Linked DNA regions of Homo sapiens: region 1 is linked to region 2. A link is an interaction called in ENCODE POLR2A ChIA-PET data of the cell type or tissue named here. Cell type or tissue: PC-9. All regions are shown on one strand. Each heading gives the region's core, and the rest is flanking DNA. Links, peaks and the distances in the headings are about the cores only. Region 1 has its middle 7.9 kb from the start of RBP3. Region 2 has its middle 30 kb from the start of AGAP9.

Region 1 (5,500 bases), core at 256-5,255, 210 kb after region 2:
AAAAAAAAAGAAAGCTGATATGGATATTTGAGTGCAAGTCTTCGTGTGGATGTGTGTCTTTCTTTTTGCTGGAGTAATATAATACCTAGGATAGGAATGTATATTTAACATTTTAAGAAATGACTCAACTGTTTTCCAAAATTTAAATTTCTACCAGCAGCAAGAGACTACCAGTTCCTCCACATTAGTGGCAACAATTGGTAAGGAGAGACAGTTAAATTTTAGCCATTCAAATAGGTATGTTGTGGCATCTCATTGTGATTTTAATTTGTATTTGCTTAACAATTAATGGCGTTGAGCATCTTATTATGTATTCATTGGCCACTTGTATGTCTTCTATGGTGAAATCGATGTTCAAATCTTTTGCTCATTTGTTGGGGAAGGGAGGCAGTTGTTTGTCTTATTATTGATAAAGTAAAAGTTATTTTTATGTTCTGGATGTAAGACTTTTGCCTGATATATGTGTTGCAAATATTTTCTTCTAGTCCATGCCTTGTCTTTTCATGTTGTCAACTGTGTCTTTTGAAGATTGAAAGTTTTTCTTTGATGAGTCCAAATTTATCATTTTTTCCCTTTACGATTCATGCTTTTAGTGACACAGCTAAGAAATCTTTGCTGATCTCAAGGCCACAAAACCTTTCCTTTAGTATTTTGTTCTAGAATTTCTACAGTATTAGGTTTCACGTGAGTCTATGATGTATTTTCAGTTAATTAGATATCCAGTTGAGCCCACGCTAGTTGTTGAAAAGACTTTCCTTGTTCTAGCGAATTGTATTGGCATCTTGATAAAAAAGCAATTGATCGCATCTGTGTGGGCCTATTTCTACACAGTCTATTCCACTGCGTTCATCTATTTGTCTGTTTTCTACCCACATCACACTCTCTTGTTTACTACAGTTTATAATATGTCTTGAAATTATGTAATCTGAGTCTACCAACTTTGTTATTGTTTATCAAAATTATTTTGGCTATTCTAGTTCCTTTGATTATCCATATACATTTTTGATTCAAATCATTGACTTTACAATCAGATTATTGATTGGGATTGAATTGAATGCATAGATGAGTTTGCAGACAATTTACCTCTTAACAATACTGAGTCTTCCAACCCATGAATACGTTATATCTCTTTACTTATTTAGGCCTTCTTTGATTTATTTATCAGTGTTGTGTGGTTTCACTATATAGATCATGCAAATATTTTGCTAGGTTTATACCCATGTATTTTGTGGGGTTTTTTTTTTTTGGTGCTATTGTAAATGGCACTTTTTTCTTTAAATTTTAATGTCCAGTTATTCATTATGTTTTGATCATATATTTTACAACTTGCTAAACTCCTTCATTTATTCTAGTATACATTTGGAAGATTCCTTGGAATTTTCTAAAGGGGTGTTCATGTTGCATTTCTTGATTGACAACTTAAGGATGCTATTTTTTTTTCTTCTTTTTTTGAGACAGAGTCTCGCTCTGTTGCCCAGGCTCGAGTGCAGTGGCGTGATCTCGGCTCACTGCAAGCTCCGCCTCCCGGGTTCACGCCATTCTCCTGCCTCAGCCTCCGGAGTAGCTGGGACTACGGGTGCCTGCCACGAGGATGCTATTTTTTACTCTTGCCTTATTGCTCTTGCTAGGGTCTCCAGTGCCTTGTTCGTGATCTTAGGGGGAAAACATCCAGTTTACCATTAAATATAAAGTTAGCTGTAGATTTTTTTTTGGTAGATGCCCTTTATCAGTTGAAAATTCTTTTCTATTCCTAGTAATTTGAGAATTTTTTAAAAATCGTGAATGAGTTTTGAATATCGTCAGATGCATCTACTAACATGATGTTTTTTCTTCTTTAGTTTGTTAACATAGTTAATCATATTGACTGGTTTTCTAATCTCGAACCAGCCACTCATTTATGGGTTAAATCTCACTTGTTCATGATGTATTAGCCTTTGAATATGTTCCTGGATTTAATGTACTGGTATTCTGTTGAGGGCTTTTGCATGGTTATAAGGAATATCGCTCTCAAGTTTTCTTTTCTTTTGGTTTTGGTATCTAGGTAACGTCTACCTCATAAAAGTGTTGGAAAGTAATTTTTTCTCTTCCTATTCCTCCCCCTTTCTATTTGCTGGGAAAAGTTTGTATGGAATTGATATTATTTCAAGTACTTGAGGGGCTGAGAAGTATTGCGCTAAGCATGAAAGGAGGGCTGGTTGGGCTTATACCTTATTCCTACTTTTCGACTGAGCATTTCACAGTTTTGTGTCATCAGAGGAAAACGATAACTGAAGTATCAGAACATAGATTATTCCAGCTGTTAATGATCTATATTAGAAAGTATTCACAGCCTCAAAGATGACATCACTTGCCTGATGTCAGTGATTCCAGCAGGAGCTGGAATCATGAGGGTGCATTACCCACTGCTGCCTCCAGGGGGTGCTGTGTGTCAGGCAGCAGAGCCTAGGGCCTTTGAACCTGGATGAGTTCTGAGGTGTGTAATGGGTTCAGAATAGTGACCAAGTTCCCATCAGCCAGGGGCTCATCACCCACACAGTGGTTGGGTGGAAGGATAGAAGCCCCTTCTCTGCAGGATGGAAGCCCCTCGGAAGCACATGGCTGTCCTGCCCTTCCCTGCGCGACACCTTTTCTGTGCAGTGAGGACAGAAGTTCAAGTTTTCAGACAGAGTACATTTCAGCCAGAGATATCCTAGAGACTGAACACAGGAGGGTGGGGCCTTAGGCTGTTTGGAAGGCTTGATTTGCACAAAGAAATGAGGAAGCAATTTGCATCTGGAGAGAATGCATGAATGACACTGTTTAACAGGAAGGTAAGACCACAAGGCTAGCGACCCAGGATCGGAGTCGGGTCCCTGCTGTCTGAATCTGCAGGGCATGTGCCGTGTTTATGGATGATGCCTTCATCACTCCCCACCCAGGCCATTTCTCCTAAGCCACTGCTCCTTCTGCTTTGGGGATGAGAAAGCTGGGGCTCAGGGAGAGCACAGAACTTGCTCAAGAGCACAGAGCTGAGGAGACATGGACCTGCTAAAGGGAGAGAGGATCCCACACACACTGCCCTGAGCTTTGGTTCCTGTTTGTGTCGTAATCCCAGGCACGGACTTGTGGCAGGAGGTGGGGTGGGGAGAGAGGCTCCAGCAGGGACTAGGACCCCTGTGGCTGTGGCAAGGCTGTGTCTCCAGTAACTGCAGGGCATTAGTCTAGAGGAGACGGAGGAGATGGACCCCGCACTGACAGATGCAGGGGTGAAGCCTGAACCCAACAGGCAGAGCAGCCCGGGCGCCCTTCAGGAATCCAGGCCATTAGGTGGGATGACACAGGGGGCTTGGGAGTCGTTAGTGGAACACAGCCTTGGGAATCTGACAGCAGGACATTGCAGGGTTTGGGAAGCAGGGTTCACCGGGGAGGCCTGAGAGCAGGGAGGGCTCAGGGCCCAGGGCTGGCTTAAAGTCCAGGGAGCGAGGCTGGGTCCACTCATCTGGATGTGGGCTCAACATGAGGACCAACTTCTGGGCAAGGCGGAGTATGCAGGGAGCAGGGGGTGCGAAGTGTGGCCAGGCAGCAGGAGGCAGCCTTCTCTCTCTCTTGCCTAAGGTATCTGATGTGGAACTGATTCAAGGAAGTGGGAATGTTGGTCCAGGGGCTCGGGGTGGTCTAAGGCAAGGAGGTCCCTAGCAGGCACTCACAGGAGTCATCTTCCTCCCTGAGTGTCCTCCTTCATCAGCACCCTAGGCACTTTCTAGAAGCTGAGCAGGGATGCTGAGGTAGGTATCTCAGTGGAGCACCACATCCACGAAGCCCTGTGCCGGGCGCTGCCCTGACAGTCCTGTGCTTTGGAAACCTGGGCTTGTGTGTCCTGAGCCTTGCTGCAGAGAGGACTTGGTCTACAGGGGCATCTGTTTCCCCACCGGTGGATCTGTCTCTGAGAAGAAAAGCCTGGATTCTGTCATCTGAGGACAGCCTAACAGTGAGGAATTGGAGGAGATGCTTTGACTCATAAAAGGGAAGAAGTAGCTGGGACAAAGGCAGAATGGCTTTGGAAAATACTTACCGCTTCTGTTTGTACCCTGTCATGAAGATTGTCTCGTTTAATCTTTTTTTTAAAATGATTTTCTTGAGATACAATTCACCCATTTAAAGTATATAATTCAATGATTTTTAGTATTCACAGAAATTTATGACCATTACCAAAATCAATAATATTAGAACATTTTCATCACCTCAAAATAAAACCCTGTAACCTTCAGCTCTTACCCACTATCCACACCCGCATCCCTGCCTCCCAGCTCTAAGAAACTACTCATCTACTTTCGATTTCTATAGATTTTCCTGTTCTGGAATTTTTCACGTGAATAGGATCGTATAATATGTGACTTTTTGTGACTGGCTTATTTCATTTAGCAAAATGTATTCAAGGTTCATCAATGTTGCAGGTTCATCCATGGCTCACTACAGTCTCCACCTCCTGGACTCAAGTTCACTCCTTTTTATGGTTGAATAATATTCCATTCTATGCATATGCCACATTTTGTTTATTCATTCATTAACTGATACAAATTTGTTTTTTTTCCACCTTTTGGCTATTATGAATAATTCTGCTATAAAAATGTCTGTATAAGTTTTTGTGTGAACATACATTTTCATTTCTCTTGGATACATGCCTAGGCATGGGATTGTTGGGTCATATGGTAACTCTATGTTTAACTTTTTGAGGAACTGCCAGTTTTCCAAAGAGACTGTATAATTTTGCACTCCCACCAGCAATGTGTGAGTTCTGATTTCTCCACAACCTTGAAAACAATTATTATCCAACTTTTTGATCATAGCCATCCCAGTGGGTGTGAAGGGGTATCTCATTACAGCATTGATCTGCACTGCCTGATGACTAATGAAGTTGGGCATCTTTTCATGTGCTTATTGGCCATTTGTGTATCTTCCTTGCAGAAATGTCTATTTAGATGATTTGCTTATTTTAAAAATTAGGTTATTTATCATTTTATTATTGAGTTGTAAGAGTTTTTTATATATGCTAGATTCAAGTCCCCTATCATATACGTAATTAGCAAGTATTCTCTCTCACTCTGTGGATTAATCTTTCACTTTCTTGAAGATGTCCTTTGAAGCACAAAATGTTTTCATTTTGATGAAGTCCAGTTTATCTAATTTTGCCTTCATTGCTCTTGATGTCATATCTAGGAATCTTTTTCCAAAGCCAGGCTCATAAAGACTTACCCCTATGTTTTCTTCTAAGAGTTTTAGCTCTTATTTTTAGGTCCTTGATCCATTTTGAGTTAAGTTTTGATTATGCTATGAGGTAAGGAAGCAAATTTATTCTTTTGCATATGGAAATGCAGTTGTACACCATGTTCTCATTTAATCATTACAATCCAGAGATATCATGAGCCTATTCTTTAAAATAAACATCTCCCTTTTACATCCCCGCTTTAAGGAGTCTTATGGGGAGATGTAAAATGGAGATGTTTATTTTAAATAATAGGTT
Region 2 (5,221 bases), core at 222-5,221:
GTGTATATCCTTCCAAATCATATTCCCTGCAGTTATATATGTACATATCCATAAAACATACAGCTTTCTTTTATGTTAGGTATTTAACTTACAGCCTGATGGATGGAAGATTATGCATTAAAAGGGGGATCTTGTTAATTTTTTTGGTAGATTCTTTTATTCTGATCTTGATTAACAGTAAACTTAGTTGCACTTTCACACCAAATACCTCTTGGAAACGGAAATGATGCTAGTTAAAATGGCGAATATAAACTTGGACTTAGTAAAAGATAACAGTAACTTGTTATTAAAAACTTTCAAAGGGATAAAGGCTTGAAACCTCAGGTATCCAGTTTCATGTAAATTACTTACAAGTCTAGGTGATATTTGAGATGGGTCTTAAGAGAGGAAGAGGAATCCTAGGGAGGGGGAGGCGAGGCATGGACAGGCAGAAGGACTGCACTGTGCAAGGGCATGATGGAGAGAAGTACATGCCTAGTTTTCCAGTTTTCCTGAGGATAATTTTACACCAGATCTTCTTTATTTTAAAAATCCAATCCTTTTTCTTAATAACCCCTGTCTGTCCCTGATACCACCATTTTTTTTCTACCAGTCTCTCAGGCTAGAAATTTTGTAGTTATCTTTGCCTCTTCTCTCCATCCTGTAAATCCTACCTGTTGGGAATACATTACTGTCCTTTCTTCAAAATGTTTTATCTGTCTTTTCTTTTTCATTCTCTGCTATTAAGTATAACTTCATTCTCAGTTCCACTGCTGCCTAGCTTTCTGTGTCCTGCTAGGTTCATCATTATCCATCCAACAAACATAAAAGGAAAACTGTTTCTACTCACACACTTCTGAAACCAAATGTGTGGGTTTTCCACACTAAGCAGTTCTCCAGTTCTCTCTGCAGATACAAACCGGGTGTCCTGCAATTCACTTCTGAATTGCCATCAACTAAGATCATAAGACTGCTGAGCAGTTGGTTTGAGAGGGAAGATTCTGAGTTCTGTAGGGCATATCACTTTGGAAATGTCCATTAAACATCCAAATGGATATGTCATGGAGGCAGCTGGAGTTCAGGTTAGAGGTCTGAGTCACTGATAAAACTTTGGGAGTTGTTGGCAAATGATAGCGTATTGGTCAGAGTCCGATTAGGAAAGAGAAGCCACACAGTCATTTGAACAGGAAAAGTGTACCTAGGGAATTGTTAATTGCAACAGGGAAGTGGAGTAACCAGGCACAGACTAGTAGGAAGTATAGGAGGAGCAGCTACTAGTCTAGGGCTCAGGTAGAGAACTCAGGAGAGTCCTCCCCTCTTAGTGCCCTGCCCCTGCACCTCATCAGAGGAACCCAGCCATGGCCCTCTGCTTGTCAGGAGAGTCACCGATGCTATACCACTGGAACTTACTAGAAATACTTCCTTAGGTGCTGGGGAAAGGAGCGGTGTCTCAGAAGAGTTACTCTATAATAAAACTGCCTGGAGCTGGTGAGAGGAGTGGGACCTGCTGGGCACTGGCCACTGTGTCCCTGGTGAAGTCAACCGCCTGCAGGAGCCAGGCGAGGGAGCATAGGAGAACCAGTAGCAAAGACAGCTTTCACCTACAAAGTCTCTCCATTGCTCTAGATAGGAGGTGGTGGTCAGAGTGGGATACTGTGAGGGTTGCAGTCCTTGGACCTGACAAGGTCTAAGGTCTGATCATGGAGGGAGGGGGAAGCTGAGGTAGGGCAGAGGACAAGAATGGGCTTCATGAGACCAAAAGGATGTTAGAAAGATTATTTACCCGGCTACTGACATCTCCAAGAAGTAAGAGGCCTAGTGTGAAGAAGTTACAACATCCTAAGCTCTTCAGGGATAAGGGAAGCATGCGCCACGTAGGTAGCCTCCCTAGTGCAGCACCCAGTATATAGCCTATGCAGAGTGAATACCTGGGGGCTGCTGGGGGTGATAACAAGGTCACTGTGACAGGACCTGAAGCCTGGGGGTCTCGGTGACAGGAGTGGGCCTAGTTTTTTGATGTAGAATTGAGCCTTGCATGCACCGGTGGGATCATATTGAAAAGAAACCCTCCAAGACTAGAGGAAGATGCATCCTCTGACAATGTAGTCTCTGTAGGCGTCCCAAGTAGCTGGGCTGGGGATTAGATGGGCTCCAAGGCATTTCCTCAGGTGGCAATGGGTGGATCCCTGGGAAGGCAAAGCTGTGCAGGAAGAAAATGGCAAGATGCTACCTTCCCTCAGGGAAAGCCCCTTTCCCGGGAGCAGGGAAGGCGAGGCAGTTTAGGCTGGGTCAGTTTGTCCCTGCCCTCAGAGTCTGTTGGTCCCGGAAAAAGAGGGCCTTATTTTATTTATTTATTTTTCTTTGAGACAGTGTCTTGCTCTGTCGCCCAGGCTGGAGTGCAGTGGCTCGATCTCAGCTCACTACAACTTCTGCCTCCCAGGCTCAAGCGATCGTCCCGCCTCAGCCTCCAGAGTAGCTGGGACCACAGGGACCACAGGGACCACAGGCGCCCTGCCACGACGCTGGCTTTATTTTTATTTATTTATTTATTTATTTATTTATTTATTTATTTTTTGAGAGATGTAGCCTCCCTATGTTGCCCAGATTGGTCTTGAACTCCTGGGCTCAAGCAATCCTCCTGCCTCGGCCTCCCAAAAGGCTGGGATTACAGGCGTGATCCACCGCTTCTGGCCAAAAGAGGGCTATAGGGCACCCCCAGAACGCGAGATCTCCCTCGTCTGTCATCTTTACAGAGGAGGAAGTGGACTCCCAATCCAGCCATAGTCCATTCGCCCCGGGCACGGTGACTCCGGGGCGGCCAGAACCAAATGTGTCTCCTGGCTTTTGCACGGCATCAAGTAACCCGCGCCAGGCCGCACAGCTGCCCTGGCCTTCAGCAAGGACTCCGCGAGCGAGGTGCAAGCTGCTGGGGAGTGCCACAGCAGGAGCTGAGGCAGCGGATTCCGAGGGCGGGGTGGGGCTGAATCGGGAGGGACGCGGACCCGGTGGAACGCACTGCGCAGACGGCGCCGGCGCCAGCACTCGGCCGTTGACGAGTCTTTCTTCCAGCTGTCCCCTGAAAGTCATCCAGGCGGCGGTCCCTTTTTTTCTGCCTTTTTGTTTCCCTCCGGCGAGTCGGCGCGAGGGTGAATTTCCGTTTCCGGCGGTGTCCAAGCGGACCTAAGGAGTCGCAGTTGTGAACAGGTTTGGTGCCGCGGGCTGGGGTAGGCGGCGGTTGGGTCCGTGGCTCTGGGGCACTGGGAAGATCGCGAGTCGTGCGCATGGGAAGGTCCTCCCCCGGTCCTCCGGGTCATCTTTGCTCCCGAGGAGCGGCATATTTCGCATCTGCCTGAGGTGTGCCCGGGGGTCGTTGGGAGAGTGACGGGATGAATCCCTGCAGAGAGCCCGGACTGGGAGGGAAGGTGTCGGGGAGACGTCGTTTCCTGGCGACGTGGTCCCGGCAGGCGACTTAGACCTGAGCCGAATCTGTTGACCCCAAATTGTGCTTTTCCCACCAAGAAGAAAAGGGAGAGAAACAGTACAAGTTCGGCAGTAAAATATAGTAGAGAAGCAATATAACCTCTGAAATCACACAGCTATTCAGTTTCAAAGCGTTCCTAGTGCCCAGCTCTCCTAACTCCCGGCCAGTGTTCCTTGACATATGGTGATATATAAAGACTTTCTGTTTCCGCTCGTGTGTGTGTCTGTGAGAAGCCTCTGACTCACTTCTGTGCTCCAGTAGCACCCTCTGCAGCCTTGCAATGTAGCCCTTATTGCATGGCACGGAAGATACTAGTTTGGATTTCCTCTGCCAATCAGACCATAGCTATATCCATTTTCTGGCACAGTGGCTAGCACATCATAGACAGACACAAACATTTATTAAACGGAATGAATACAGGACCTTAACTGAATGAAATGGTACCCTGCCCCGCTTTTTCTCAATCAAGCTGTCAGATTTTATGCAGCCCGATATTCCAAAAAAACTCACAGATTCAGTGACTACCAATTTATTGGCCACAGATTCCCAGGTACCTCAGAAATCACTGGAAGGGTCTCTGTAAGTCCATGGGGTCTCCAGGCATCATCTAAAACCAGTCATATCTCACACATACAGATATTGCTATTTTTCAAATGTATGTAGATGAGCTGTAATTTAGAAGTTTTAGAGTCAACAGGTACTAAAAGTAATACTGCGATCCTATTGGAAGTTCATAAAAACGTTTTAAATTTTTTATTGAAATTTAAGTTCTGGTTTAAGTTAGGAAACCACTTCGTTAGTCCAGTCGATGTCTAGGTCTGAGCTGTCCAGTATGGTAGCCACATGTGACTATTTAGAGTTAGAATGAAATTAATTAAGAATTCATTTTTTCAGTTTCTCTGAAGTACATTTTAAGTAACCACATGTGGCTAATGGCTAAATGGCTGAAAAGTACAGATATAGAATATTTCCATCCTTGCAGAAATAGGTACTGGTGATGTTGACACTTGAGATGAATAAAAAGTAACTTAACCATAGAATGTAACCTTAGCAGAGGTAACTCATCTAATTTATAGCATAACAGAGAGAAATGAAATTGGGGATGGTTAAGCAGTTTCTACCCTTGTTCAGTGAACAAATACATCATGTCTTCATAAAGAAATAAATGAAATTTAATGTTTTTCCCTGGGTATTGCCTGGATTGTAAAATGCTTCTCCCACCTCCTTACCCCAACCTTCTTCCTTGTAGGTTAGAGTTACTTGTTATTGGTAAATAGCCACTATGGAGACTAAGGACCAGAAGAAACACAGAAAGAAAAACGGTGGACCCAAAGCTGCAAAGAAAAAGAAGTGGCATCTGCAGGATCTCCAGCTAGGAGACTAAGAAAATGCCCAGAAGAGAAATGCCAATGCTTTTGCAGTTCAGTCTGCTGTGTGGATGTCTCGATCCTTTCACAGGTGTGTTTAGCTACAGTCTGATGGTTCTTCCATTGAATCTTTTTAAATAGTTAGGAGCCTCTCACAGGTGACATTTGGATTCACAAGTCTAGTCCAGCTCCAAAGGACATGGAGATGCATGCTGTGTGGCTTTTACTAAAACGTGAGAAGACTTGCCATAGAAGCTGCCTTGCCTCCAGCATCTGCACACTGGTTGGCGTTTCTTGCCCAAGATACAAGAATTTATAGAATTTGATTCTTCCTAAACTTTAAACTGTTTCTATGGTGATAAGTGTGCTTTTTCCCTCTGGATATGTTTTACAA

What was found. ChIA-PET counts read pairs that join two places held together with the same protein. Peaks named below come from ENCODE experiments on the same cell type or tissue, not always from the same donor. Only the 100,000 strongest peaks of a DNase experiment are listed, where the experiment ranks them.
Region 1: POLR2A ChIA-PET joins it to region 2 with 8 read pairs; 1 of 35 experiments calls an interaction of 5 or more read pairs at or near these places.

Annotation. Positions count from the first base shown.
Region 1 is chr10:47,337,673-47,343,172 of GRCh38, reverse strand. No RefSeq gene overlaps it. Among named protein-coding and RNA genes, the nearest start is that of RBP3, 7.9 kb to the left of the region's middle. RefSeq lists an enhancer at 1-643. In PC-9, for the core only: CTCF peaks have their summits at 2,232 and 2,433 (motif pointing right); a DNase peak (open chromatin) is centred at 2,402.
Region 2 is chr10:47,551,441-47,556,661 of GRCh38, reverse strand. It overlaps a transcript of ANXA8 not described here, the pseudogene BMS1P2-AGAP9 and the pseudogene BMS1P2. Among named protein-coding and RNA genes, the nearest start is that of AGAP9, 30 kb to the right of the region's middle. RefSeq lists enhancers at 3,266-3,385, 3,406-3,455. In PC-9, for the core only: no CTCF peak of the experiment used is centred there; DNase peaks (open chromatin) are centred at 3,141 and 3,721; H3K4me3 peaks cover 1,597 bases; H3K27ac peaks cover 1,434 bases.